2 separate regions of the Homo sapiens genome follow, and region 2 is linked to region 1. Evidence: chromatin contacts called from ENCODE Hi-C or POLR2A ChIA-PET data. All regions are on one chromosome and are shown on one strand. Each heading gives the region's core, a stretch centred on a gene start or an enhancer-like site at or near the end of the contact. The rest is flanking DNA. Distances are from core to core; before and after follow the strand shown.

Region 1 (6,913 bases), core at 2,288-4,787:
CCTGGCAACAGAGTGAGACCCCATCTCTTAAAAAATAAATAAATGGAAGAACTGGGTGATGTTTGTAACCAAGTGTTTATAAAATAAAGCCTGCTAAATGTTTCCACAGGAGACGTACAGCCTGATGGTGTATGTGATGTCTATGTAGATGCTGAGAAACGACACAGAGCTGGAGTGCACCGTTCTAAGCATGGTCACATAGCAGTAGGAATGTTCTGAGGGACCTCCATGCTATCAGGGTTACATATGTAAACAATTTCTGGAACCTGTTTCTTTCTTTCCACACTGTGGTGAGTATGAGAATATTGTTATTTGGGGCAGTGATTCTTAAACTGTCATGCACCTATGAATCCCCTGGGATCTTGTTAGAATGAAGATTCTCTCCTGGTAGGGCTGGGCTGGGCCAGAGATTCTGCATTTCTAACAAGCTCCCACGTGACTCCTGGACCATACTTTGAGGATCAAGGGTCTAGACCAGCCTGGACAATAAAAAACTGCTTCCTTCTTCAGCATTCATGTCTAAATAAAAGGCCCTGGGACCATGTAAGTCCAGAATAGTACAGACCCCTTCTATCAGGCTTCTAGGTTAAGCTGAAATGTCTCCTCTGCTCCAGGAAGCCTTCCTTGGCTCCCCCAGGCAAAGGGGAGCACCATCAGCTCAGTGCTCCCTCAGGGCTTGGTACATGCATGTTTAGTGCATAGCATGTTGCTTTACCTGCATGTGCAGAATTTTCTCTCCCTACTGGACTATGTGTCTCTGGAATGCCGGGCATATTTGCATTGGCAGGGTCAGTGCCTGGTCATAGAAGGTGCTTATATTGATTTCCTATTACTGCTGGAACAAATCATCACCAACTTAGTGGCTTAAAGCAATATGAAGTTCTCTAGGTTAGATGTCCAACACAGGTCTCACTGGGCTAAAAATCAAGGTGTCCGCAGGGTTCAGTTCCTTCTAGAGGCTCTAGGGAAGAATCTGAGTTTTTGTTTGTTTGTTTGTTTGTTTTTTCTTTTTTTTTTCCTTTTCCAGCTTTTGGGGCTACCTGCATTTCTTGGCTTCTGGCCCCTTCCTCTGTCTTGAAAGTCAGCAATGGTGTGCTGAGTCTCTCTCACATTTCATTTTTCTGCCCTCTCCTGCCACCCTCTTCCATTTTTAAGAAAGATAATCTGGAAAATCCCCCCATCTTAACCTGATTAGCAGCCTTAATTCCCTTTACCATGTGGTGTAACATATTCGCATATGTAACATTACCATGTGGTGTGACATATTCACAGGTTGCAGGGATTCATGTGTGGACGTCTTTAGGGGCTGTTATTCTGTCTACTACAATGTTTGACTAGTGTCTATAGAGTGAATTTGTGCCTGTGATTGGCCTTATGCACACAGCTCAGGCCAGGGGGGTTCTGAAGAGTTGAAGATTCTACAGCTCTGTACTTGCTGTGGCCAATTTTTTTGGTAGCATTTCTGGTATTTTTCATTTAGCTGGGATTATTTCTGACTTCTGGCATCTCAGAAGACATTGGTAGCCTTTTGATTCTAGTCATCCATACACAGGCAAGATCTGCATAGAACCAAGGAATTCAGTTTACCTCAGCAAGTGCTAATGCAGCTCTAGTTTTAGTTTTCATTCTGGGATGGAACAACATAGCCCCAGTTGTTGAGGGTCTCTCTGCGAGTATCTTTCTGGTGGCACAAGCAGTGACCCCTAGGCAAATTGATGGGCTCATCTGGATTAGTCCACTGCATTTTTTAGGATGGCCAAAGCTGCTTTCTGGAAAGAAAGAGGTTCTGTTATACAGCCAGTCTTCTTGAAAAATGTTTGTAGAACTGCTGAAAGTATATATAATTTACGCAGAATTTATGCCAAATTTGGGCTGAATATATATGTTTTGGTTGTGACCAGGACGGAGGAGTGTGTTAACAGAAGCAACTTTCTTAAAGCCTCCCTTCCCGTGTGATTGAAGTTCTAATATTACTTCCTAAGGGACTACATTGAACCTGTTCCAAGTATATAATAAGAATAAAGCCCAGTATTGATTCCCCCAGTCGCCCCAGTAGGATACGCTGGTGGCTGTAAATTTGAAAATTGTGACATACAATGACCAAGTGCTCAAAGATGTTTGTTTTCACTGTGACCAAGTGACCAAGGGCTGCCTGTTAAAAAATATCCCCAATTCTGGAGAAATGTGGGGGTCCCACAAACGACACCACAGTAAATGAAAATGTCAGCAGTAAAAGCTGATCATGTGTTTTTGTCTACATAATTTTGTCCATAATTCTTGTGCAATTCTGTTATGGCACTTCAAAAGGGAAGCTTCTTTAAAACTGGTTTTATATCTACGGAAAATTCTAACTTCTAAATACAAAGGTCTGAGTTTATTCGTCAAATATTTCATTTATCCATGCAAAGTTCTAAGATGATGTAAATAATGTGTATCTTCTACTGTTTTCTGGGAAGAGTGCTATTTCTTGGGCTAAGATATAGACTCTTGAAGACAGGGTTAGTGTTAGTATCTTTTTGTTCTTGCTGTTTCTGGCACCATCTCAACTCTGCCTAAAAACGTCAGAGAAAGCCTTCCTACAGAGGAAGGGACAAGAGAGGTGCTTATTATTGATGATGAAGAGAAATATTCATGCTAAATGACTTCAAAGATATAACTGTTTCCCGAACTGAGCAAAATGAGTTTGCACTGGAAAAACATAATTGCCTTTGGCTCATAGTGGCTTCACTATGCGTCTACCTTGTGCTACCTCTCTTGTGTGTCTGGGGGCTGGAGTGGATCAATGAGAACCAGGCTACCATTGATCAAGCAGAATGGTGATAATGACCAGACCAAAGGATATTTTTTTCAGCTTGAATGTCCAGGGTCAATGCTTCTGGCTGTCTCAAAGGGAAGAAGCAGTTACAGCATTGTTCAAAATGGCTCTTTAGAGAAATCATTTCTAGCTCACTCCATTTGCATCTGTATTTCAGATTTGCTAGGTTTCCTTTGCAAACATTTTCACTTATTACCCTTTATCACCTTTGCTAATTAAGGAAGATACAGAAACCAGATTTTTAGGGTTTTTTTTTTTTTTTTTTCAATTTCAGCCTTTGGCCACTTCCTATAAAAGATTTCCCTCTGCTTTGAATAAAATTTCTAAGCAGCCTTCAGAGCCAAATTAAATGATTTGGAATTCTCTCTAGCTAGCTGATCTTTAGCTGCAGAGATCAAGAACCCCATCTAGTGGGAAAATATGAAGCTGCCACCGCAGTGACGGACTGAAATTAGCAGCGTGGTTGAAATTCTTGCCCAGCCCTTCTTGTGGAGCACAAGAAGGCCTCTGCAGAAGCCTCATTCAGAATCTCGAAACTATCAGCCTTTCAAACTGTGTGGGGCAGGAGGTGGGCAGTCAGAAAGATGCTTTGTGAGGGGAAGGAAAACAGCACCCATTCCCCTCTGCAGAGTAAAGGGAAGCCTGGCCCCAGGAAGGAGCAGCTGCCTGCAAGAGGGAGCCTGAGCCGTGGAGTCCTGGGAGCCTTTGAGGTGGGCAGCCAGGGCGTGGAGGCAGCAGCAAGCCCAAACGGTCAATACGGGCCCAGCTGGGGCCTGGCGGCGGAGGGTACCCTCAAAGAGCCCTGGCTCCTGAGGCCAGCGGGGCATTTGGGCCCTCAGCCAGTTAGGGGGTTTGTTCTTCCTTTTCCTAAGGCACGTCGCTGCCCAGTGGGAGTGGGTTCCTGTCCATAAGCCAGAAGCCCCACCATGTGGTGGAGGGAAAGGATGACTTTCCTTCTCATCCCCAGGTGTCATTGGACCCCCCTCCAGGGGGACCTCAGGGGATTGCATGAGCTGTGCTCTTCCTTCGTGAGCCTCCTGGCTCTGCAGGGGGCTGCCGGCTTTTACCTTACAGCTCTTCACTGAAATGTCACCTCCCTGTGGGGCTTCCTGCCACCACCATTGTTCTCTGCATGGCACCCTGTGGGCGTCCTTCATGATGCCTATCACACCATTTAAGATGTTTTCCTGTGCGTCGCTCTCCTCCCCTGCTGAGGGCAGGGGCCGTGCGTGTGTGCTATGTTGCTGACGTAGTCCTTCCTGCTGCAGTGCCTGGCACAGGGCAGGCGCTCCCTTGTCTCTGTAAAGAGATGAAGAGGCTTGGCTGAGCCCAAGGACTGGGAGGCAGGCTGCTGGCAAGGCCTGGGGAGACCTCTCCCTGGCTGGCCCTTGTTTCTTTTCCTTCCTCTCCACTAGAAGTAATCATAGGGGTCCAATTTGCCATGGGATTTTACGGAAATCACATGGGTCAAAGTGCTATGCAGATGCAAAGCGTCATCCAGTGCTGTTTCATTTCCATTTGCTTGGTTCCATGTGTTGGGGGAGGGTCCACCAGCACCCAGAGCCCAGGGACCCTATGATTCTGTCATATACAGAGTGGCAAACGTCAGACATAGGAGGCCCTTGCAGATCCCCTAATCCGGGGCTTCTCAAGCCCTCTCCATATGTGAGAATCAACTGAGCCGTTTTATTAGCCACAGACCCGTTCCTCCCTGCTGGAGGTTCTGATTTAATTGGTCTGTGAGGAGGATCAGGCATGGGTATTTTTAAACATCTCTCAGGTGATTGATTCTAATGTGCAACTAGGGTTGAAGACCTGGACCAAATCCACCCCTTCGTTGTTTTTTTTTGAGACACAGTCTTGCTCTGTTGCCCAGGCTGGAGTGCAATGGTGCGATATCAGCTCACTGCAACCTCTGCCTCCCGGGTTCAAGCGATTCTCCAGCCTCAGCCTCCCGAGTAGCTGGGATTACAGGCACCCGCCATCATGCCCGGCTAATTTTTGTGTTTTTGTAGAGATGGGGTTCCACTATGTTGGCCAGGCTCGTCTCGAACTCCTGACCTCAGGTGATCCACCCACCTCGGCCTCCCAAAGTACTGGGATTACAGGCATGAGCCACCATACCTGGCCTCACCCCTTGCGTTTAAAATGAGTCCACAGAGCCCTGGAGGATCACAGCAGCCACTGTCCCATGGTCAGCAGAGCCATGACTGGGACCCAGGCCCCTGCCCCTTCTCTCACAGGCACGGAGGGAGCTAGGCCACAGGCACCAAAGCGGGATTTGTCCTATAGCAGGACTGACTCTCACAGAGACTGTTCTCCTGTGTAGGAGATAAGAAAGGGGGTCCCCACCACACCTAGTCCAAGGTCTGAGAGCAATGTGTAGATGCTATGCAGATGCAGAACAGGAAATGGTGCAGCATCCACACCCCAGCAGAGTACCTGGGAGGGGGACACATGGTCAGTACCTGGGACTTCCCTGGGATGCCACCTCTCCCCTGGCCTGCCCCCACCTTTTGCAGCTGCAGCTGTTTTACTGCTTCCAGCAAGGGTAGGCAATCCTGAGGTTGATAGAAGCCTAGGGAAGTACTGTGAGCTTTGACACTGACCAGGGGATCAAAGCGGGCCACTGCAGGTTGAGGAACCTGGTTTGGTGATGGGTGCAGGCCAGACAGACACTGAGATAGAGAAACCCAGAGCTCTGGGCAATGTGAAAGGAAAATAAGTCTCAGGTTTCCCAAATCACTAAGCTAAAGGGAAAAGTCAAGCTGGGAACTGCTTAGGGCAAACCCACCTCCCATTCTATTCAAAGTTATCCCTCTGCTCACTGAGATAAATGTGTATTTGATTGCCTCCTTTGGAAGAGCTAATCAGAAACTGAAAAGAATGCAACCATTTGTCTCTTATCTACCAAAGACCTGGAAGCCCCCTCCCCACTGTGAGTCCTTTGCTTCAAGTTGTTCTGCCTTTCCAGATCAAACCAATGCTCATCTTACATATATTGATTGATGTCTCATGTCTCCCTAAAATGTATAAAACCAAGTTGTGCTCAGACCACCTTGGGCACATGTTATCAGGACCTCCTGAGGCTGTGTCATGGGCGTGCGTCCTTAACTTTGGCAAAATAAACTTCTTAAACTGATTGACAGCTGTCTCGGATATTCGAGGTTCACAGCAAGAAGAGATTTTATTTGCATTTCAGGGGACACAACAGGCTTGTTTTGTTCCACATGGACCGTAGCTGACAGATGAAGAAAGGGGTAAGGAATCCGTCAATACAAAAGTGAGTTTCCTGTGTTATCTCTGATTGAGGCAGGGATCTCAGATGTCCATTTATCAGAGGCTTTGGGTATCAAAGCTTGGGGGTGTTCCAAAATAGGTTAATTTTGGGTGCCTTTTATATATTTATATTATTTTTTATTTAAACAAATTTTAAAGTTTTATTTAGGTAAGAACATTTAACATGAGATTTACCCTTTCAATAATGTTTAAATGTACAACACAGTATTATCTACAGGCACAATATTGCACAGCATTGCTCTAGAACTTATTTGTCTTGTCTTCTATGAACCCCGAAAAGTTGAGACAGGTCTCAGTTAATTTAGAAAGTTTATTTTGCCAAGGTTGAGAACTTGCTCGTGACACAGCCTCAGGAAGTCCTGAGACATGTGCCCAAGGTGGTCAGAGCACAACTTGGTTTTATGCATTGAAGGAGACATGAGACGTCAATCAATATATGTTAGAAGTACATTGGTTCGGTCTGGAAAGGTGGGATAACTTGAAGCAAAGGCAGGAAGACTGGAAGCAGAGAGGGAGCTTCCAGGTCACAGATGGGTGATACATAAATGGTTATATTCTTTTGAGTTTCTCATTAGTCTTTCCAAAGGAGGCAATCAGATACGCACCTGTCTCAGTGAGCAGAGGAGTGACTTTGAATAGAATGGGAGGCAAGTTTGCCCTAAGCAGTTCCCAGCTTGAGTTTTCTTTAGTGATTTTGGGGGCCCAAGATATTCTCCTTTAACATTTCCCCCCTTTTTTAAAAAAATCTTTTGGAGAAAGCATTTTACAAGAAAATGAATCTCTGGTCTCAGGTTTCAT
Region 2 (6,766 bases), core at 826-3,325, 620 kb before region 1:
AAACATTCACAATATTCAGCAGCATTTGATTGGGGGCCTGGATACAGATGTTTCAATATCCTAGGAAATTCTTGCTCATTACCACCTAATCACATTCAGGAAGTCAATGTCAGGACTGGCAGGGAGTGTGGCAAATGCCGGAGGGGTCCAGCTAGACCACACGGGAGAAATCTGTTCCAATGTCAGGCTTATTACATTCTCAGCCTGACCCCCTGAAGAATCTCCTCACTTTAAAAAAAGAAAGAAAAAGATATCCATACGGTAATATGCCCACTGCAGCCAGGTCCAGACTTGGGCTGCAGTCCGGTGGATGTAGAGAATGGAAGATCCGTGTCCCTGGTTAGAAGTAGAGCGGTGGGCAGGCACTAATGTGGGGCCAGCACCTTCCCTGTTGTCCAGTTAGTAACGGTTTTTGTACATTTCATATAAAGATTTCCTTTTGCAAAATGACAGCACCTTGAAAAACAAAGTCATTTAAAAAGCAAGGCAAATGGTGTAAGACACAAATCCATAAGAGTACAATGGTTACAAGTGACGCTAGGGTTTTGGCCATACTTCATAGTGGCATATACTACTGACGTAAGGCTGCCATCCACTAAAATGATAAAAAGTGTATATGTGAAACATTTTTCAAATCATTTTCCCTTTTTTTGTGAGTGACAGCTCACCTTCTCATGCATCCCCGAGAACCAAGGGAAAAAAGAATCATAAGTAACAAGGTCAGATTCTCAATCTAACTTTTCAGCCAACCTGCAATTCTTGACACTTCCAAGAAAGTCAGATACTCTTCTTGACTTGTAAAGGTAAACATTTTGAGGTATCTATTTTTAATGAGATGGTACCATGATTAATTTCCACCCTTACCATCTTTAAAAAGAATTTTTTTTGCCCTACAAACTCATGAAAAGAAACTTCACCATCTTTTCTCAAAACCAAACCTAGCAGGCTCTAGATGGAAAAAGTCCAGAAAGCAACTCACTTGATATGATGGAAGACAACAAAGGCATGTGGTGATAGGCTCTCCGTTATCCAAGGGAAGCCAGCAATATGCGGGCAGGTCACTGGTGATGGGCTAGGCATGTCCAATAATAAACGAGACTCAGGGAATCAGAGAATCACAGGATTGGAAGGGACTTTAAGAATGATGATCAAATTCATCCCTCAAGCCTTTAATCTCCCTTTCAACATCTCTGGCAAAGGCTCTACACTGTGTGTTAAAAAAATTCCCTGGTATGGGACATGCAAGGAAGACATCCCATTCCAATTTAGGACCGATCTAATTTTTAGACACTGCTTTCATGTGTTAAACCTAAGTAGGCTTCTTGGTGGAAAGGAGATAATGCTTAAAGGCAAAAATACAAACCACAACCCTGGAGGGTTGACGTGGTTCTTGGTTAAGAAACTGAGCTGAAGTTTAAACAGGAATGCAGATGTTTCTGGACTAAGTTTTGGACATAGATCTTTGGGTCCTACAAGGAAAAGGCAAATGATGTGATAGCAAAGACAGGCGCTGCCATGCCCCTGCACGGTGTTCCTGCCTCCACAGGGCCAGGTCTCCCAGACAGACCTGTACCTGAATTGACGAAACTCTCTGCCTTCCTGTTGCAAGTGCCCCTGTAAGGAGGACCTCCCACATTGTACTGGAATCATCTGTGACTTGCAAGAGCAGGAAGTGGAGGGCAGCAGCTGCCTGTGTCTGCACCCAAACACTCGGCACCGCCTGTCCGTGCAACGCCACACTTGACTAGAACAATCCTCTCCTGCCACAGGGCCAGGGCTTTCCTTTTCCACAGTGGAGCAGCTGAGCCCAACACACCTTTGGCGTTAGTCTGGGAGTCCTTCCTGGTTGCGGGCCGTGCACTGATAGTCTCCACCTCCTCCTCTCAGACTCCAGTGAGAGGCTGTGCACCCAAAGATCCAGAATTAGTTACCCTGAGTCACCTTCAGTTAACAGTTCTAGGGATTTCCAAAGAAAAAGAAACTGATACTATTATAATATAAACTAATAGTAGCATTGGCTGCAGGAGGAGCCTCTGGGGAAACCCCTCGTGGTGAGCTGTGTGCTGCTTTCCTCTGAGGCCAGGGAGCAGCAGCATCTGATAGTGACGAGCTCAATTCTGGGATGGCAGCTGAGCCACTTGGCTGTTCTCCGGCAGCTCCAGCCCACTTGTGATCCCTGGACACACCACACTGACTCCAGCTCTCAGGCCTTTGTTTGTTTATGCTGTTTCTGAAGCCTGGAAAGTCATTTCCATTTTTCCCCCTTATGACTCACTCCTCATCCTTTAACACTGAGCTCAAAGTCCCTTTCCTCTGTGAAGCCCCTCCTGCCACACCTGCTGGGTTAGTGGCACCCTGGCATGCCTCTATCATAACCACATTGCACTGAAAAGACCCATTTACTCACTGTGTGACCTCTGCCCAGCCTGAGAATGGGCCTCAGACACCTTGCACTGCCAGTGCCTAAAGCCTGGTGGCTGGTGAGCGCTCAACACGGTTGACATGAACATTCAAATCTCAGGGATCATCTAGATAACTCAGTGTTCAACATGATCTTAATTTCTGTGTTTTCCAATCAAGTTAATAAATATCTGTCTTCGTACCAGGAAAAATTCAATATTATTTTAAAGGAGAAAAAATAAGAATGTATTGGTAAAATGCTTTCTCTCACTTCGAAATATCTTAGTGAACAAGAACACTGACATAGAATTAAAATTCTATGAACAGCCATAACCAAAGGAATCTCATTTAGTGAATATTTATGTCCAGTAACTGCAACCCACACTTAGAGCTATCCTTTTGCTTAAAAACAAAAATTTGGGCCTTAAGAAGTGATTAATATCAGGCAAAAATAAATTATACTTTTGTTTATTTATTCAGGGCCTTGCTCTGCTGCCCAGGCTGGACTGCAGTAGTGCAATCATAGCTCACTGCATCCTTGAATTCCTGGGCTCGAGTGATCCTCCCGCCTCAGCTTCCTGAGTAGCTGGGAATACAGGTGTGTGCCACCACACCCAACTAAGTTTTGAATTTTTGGTAGTGACAGGATCTTGCTGTGTGGCCCAGGCTGGTCTTGAACTCCTGGGCTCAGCAATCCTCCCACCTTGTCCTCCCAAAGTGTTCAGATTATAGGTGTGAGCCATGGCACCTGGCCTTTACTTTTATAAAATGAATCTCAGAAAATGAAAATGTGATATTCCATAAGGGCAGTGCTGTAAGCCTGGGAATCGCAGCCAAACGGGGCAGGGTGAATTTTAAGTGCCACTGGATTTCCATTTCAGTTTTGCCTCTGGGGTGGTCTGAGGGGAATGTATAGGAAGGAATTTATGTGGATGAAGGCAATAATTACCTCCCCCACCACAGGGCCGGAGCCAAAAAAACTGTCATATATGCTTTCGATAAGAGGAACAAAGCTGGTTCCAGAGAGCGCCCTGTCTCAAGGTGCTGAAAGTCTCTCCTCCCACTCATGCCATTACTAAGTAATGTTCAAAAACAGCTATTCCTTGAACATTCTTTTAGATTCTCTTGTTTACATCTCAGCCATATCTAACTGCCCTGTATAACTAATGTGTTTTCTGCTTGAAACACTCTAGATCTCTGAAGATCCCTTCCAGTTTTGTGACTTTATGATTTCTGGAAATAATTAAAACCAAATGAGAAACACGTTATGGTGGATTGACCCCATACAAAATGACATAAGATTCCAAATGCTTAATCTCAAACCATTTTGCTATTGTGAAGATACACTCAGGCAGTAATGTCAAGTAATGTCATTCGTTTGGAGGAACCAAGAACATGTGGTTGGTTTTGCCCCATCAGGTAGAGAACAACTCTGCGTATGATATGTGTAGATCTGCCACTTTCTCAGCGCAGGCATGTTAGGCATTATTTGTAAAAGCTGCTATATGTTTAAGTAATAGAGCAAAAATATATGTAAAGTGCAAATCCAACAGGGTAAAACAAGAATTATGAGAGTTCACCTAGACAGAACAAGAGCCAAGTGCTGGCGCCAGCTTTTACTCCTAAGGAATGGAGCCTCCATTTCCATAAAATGCTTGGAAGACACCCAACACCAGCACATATTTCTCTACAAATTACAAAAATGGGGGAGACACTTAATGCAAAACGCAAGAATTCACAGTATTACAAACACACAGTTGGTTTGCTAAACGCATTTCACCAAATTCAAGCACCCACACAGATGAGAGAAAAGGAAAGAGCAATGGATACCTTGACATATCTGGTTTTCTGATGATGATTCTCAACACCAGTGGGCTGTGAAGTGGCTTCAGCCTCTGAGTGGCTCTGTGGGCTGGGAGGGAGAAGGTAGAGTGGCGTGCAAGGTCACAGGCCAGAGCGACTGTAGAGGACATATGTGATCTGACGGGGACACTCTGCTTCCCGAATGAGGTCTGAACGCATCTAGACCCATCTCAGAACCCATACAGGCTTGCTGGGCGCCTGGGCCTTTGCTGCCCTAATACTGTGTTCCTCTCTCTGCCGGCAGGCCAAGCTCAAAGTTTAGGAAGGGAAAATGGAGTGATTCAGCTCTATTACTCATTTCCAACACACAGTCCTATATTACATACAACTTAGTAAGTGGCTGCAGCTTCTAGTAATAAACTACAAAATAGATATTTGAATATTTTAAATTTAATTCCCTTGTTAAAGTTCTCTCAAAGAGCAATCATGCAGAAAAGACTCAAAGTAGTTACAACAGTTTTGACTGACGCAAGCAAGGGTAGTCTGGACCAGGGCAGCGAGGCGACAAGTGCTAACAGCCTGTGCGGGGCATGCGTGTGTGCCTCTTCAGAGCTCCGGTCACATGGGCTGAGCCGGTCTGATGGCTCAAGTGACAGCTTCCATGTACCGTGGCTGCATGGGGCACATGCACTGGTCCTGCTTCCCAATGCTGGGGCAGCAGAATCACCTCTAGCAAGGCCCCATCCCAGGGAAACACACGTAGGGGCAGTACCTGAGGACAGCTTGTAGTACTTCCCCCTAGTTAGAGAAGTAATGAATGATTGTGAGGGCAAAAAACGGCTTTCCAGGAAAAGAGGGAAAATAATAGGGAGGATTTCAATTTCACTCCCATGTGTATTACTGCCAAAAAACCTGTAAAATCAGAAGAGAGCAAGACACTGTGGGGTGGGGCTTGGGTCGGGAAGGACAAGCAATTGGCCTGTGATCCTCAAGAGACTGGTGAGCTCCCTGATGCTCCCGACACGTGAGGTTGAATGAGCTGTGCGTGTAAAGTGCTTAGGAGGGGCAGGCACCTGGCGCAGGCTTGCCATTAATTTTTATTCTATTTTTACAGGTGAAAATAAGATTTTTAAAAGGGACTTCAATATCCTGAGCTGAATCACTACACACAAGAATATTTCATTTTCTCAAGCTTGACTGGATTCCCTTAGAAATAAGAGTTCTTCAGGTTCACTTTCTAAAGTCCTCTTTTCCATTCCCACAGAAACATAGCCTGCACTGTAGGTACCATTCTGTCTCGGACCACCCACATACCGTTTTAGTAAGAAAGTGTGCAAAGTGTTCTGATGAAACACATTAGGATAAAATGTTTAAATATCTAGTTTTTAAAGGGATAGAATACAGAGGGCGAGGAATACAGCAGGATTACAATCTTGCCGTAATGAACATGTTCAAGTTCAGAGATGATGTCACACAGAAAAACACAACTTAAAGACACTTATTTTCAGAGCATGTATGGTGGGGGTCCCCAACCCTGGGCTGCAGATGGGTACTGGTCCATAGCCTGTGAGGAATGGGGGCACCCATCAGACGTGAGCAGTGGGCAAGCAAGTGTTACTGCCTGGGCTCCGCCTCCCATCAGATCAGCGGTGGCGTCAGATTCTCACAGGAGCAGAAACTCTATTGTGAACTGCGCATGCGAGGGATTTAGGTTGCGTGCTCCTTATGAGAAGCTAATGCCTGCTGATCCGAGGTGGAACAGTTTCATTTTGAAACCGGTCCCTGCTGCCAACAAGGTTGAGGGCCGCTGATGTAGGATTTTGTGTGTGTGTCATTTGTTTTCATTGTTACGAGTGAGGGAGAGCTGCGTCAAAAAAGCTAAAACAAGAGGCTCAGGAGGCTCCAACTGAATTCTAAATGATCCAGGCACTGATCGTTGAAGCTCTGAGTTAAAATAATCTACTTCTGTGATAACCATGGTTGGGAGCAGCTTTCTCACAGCATTTTTTTTTTTAATGTGGGAAAGACAGAGGCAACTGAGGCAGAAACACAGTCTTTTCTACTTCATAAGAACGTGAATGAGGCAGACATTACAAACAAATCGCTCTTCAGGCAATTCCAGCAGCTGGCTGGTGAATCCACATGATGAGTTTCCAAATCTCTCCACTGAGGAGGACATGAAAGCAGAAACACTGGGAATAAATAACATAAATACATCCCCTCCAGGAAAGGCAGAGAAGGTGCAGGTAGGTGCAGAGGGAAGAGAAGAAAAAGCCGCTGGCCACGTGACACATGTTGAAGTAAACACAGAAAGTATAATGACCAAAATACTCTGAGTAGATACCTCCCTTATTTCTCTGACAAAGCAACAAGTAAAATGGGGTGTTGAAAAGTATAAAAATTAAACACCCCACACAGATTTTTCGGTACACTCAAAACAATGCAGCACAGCCAGACTGTATAAACCATTTGTTAAAAAAATAGCTTCTTTTATATTGTATGAACAAGTTGGAAGAGTCCCCTTGCGAGTGCTCACTGGCCAGGTCCCCACTGTGCACATGGG

The links. Hi-C counts contacts between places; a loop is a spot of excess contacts on that map. ChIA-PET counts read pairs that join two places held with the same protein, here RNA polymerase II (POLR2A).
Region 2: a loop to region 1 is called in a map of Panc1, with 5 times the contacts of the local background. The contact joins two enhancer-like sites. A Hi-C loop is called at or near these places in 1 of 168 maps with a recorded cell type or tissue (Panc1). POLR2A ChIA-PET finds 5 or more read pairs at or near these places in 2 of 52 experiments (Caco-2 and activated naive CD4-positive, alpha-beta T cell).

What each region holds. Positions count from the first base shown.
Region 1 is chr13:51,145,480-51,152,392 of GRCh38, reverse strand. It overlaps a transcript of C13orf42 not described here. Among named protein-coding and RNA genes, the nearest start is that of C13orf42, 38 kb to the right of the region's middle. RefSeq lists an enhancer at 3,234-4,125. Within about 2 kb of position 3,537, at least 3 of the 41 ENCODE cell types and tissues checked have a DNase peak (open chromatin) inside an H3K27ac peak, as active enhancers do.
Region 2 is chr13:51,759,905-51,766,670 of GRCh38, reverse strand. WDFY2 (WD repeat and FYVE domain containing 2) reads right to left here. Exons shown (of 12, transcript NM_052950.4): 12 at 1-6,766. It also overlaps a transcript of DHRS12 not described here. Among named protein-coding and RNA genes, the nearest start is that of DHRS12, 41 kb to the left of the region's middle. RefSeq lists an enhancer at 1,831-2,150. Within about 2 kb of position 2,075, at least 29 of the 41 ENCODE cell types and tissues checked have a DNase peak (open chromatin) inside an H3K27ac peak, as active enhancers do.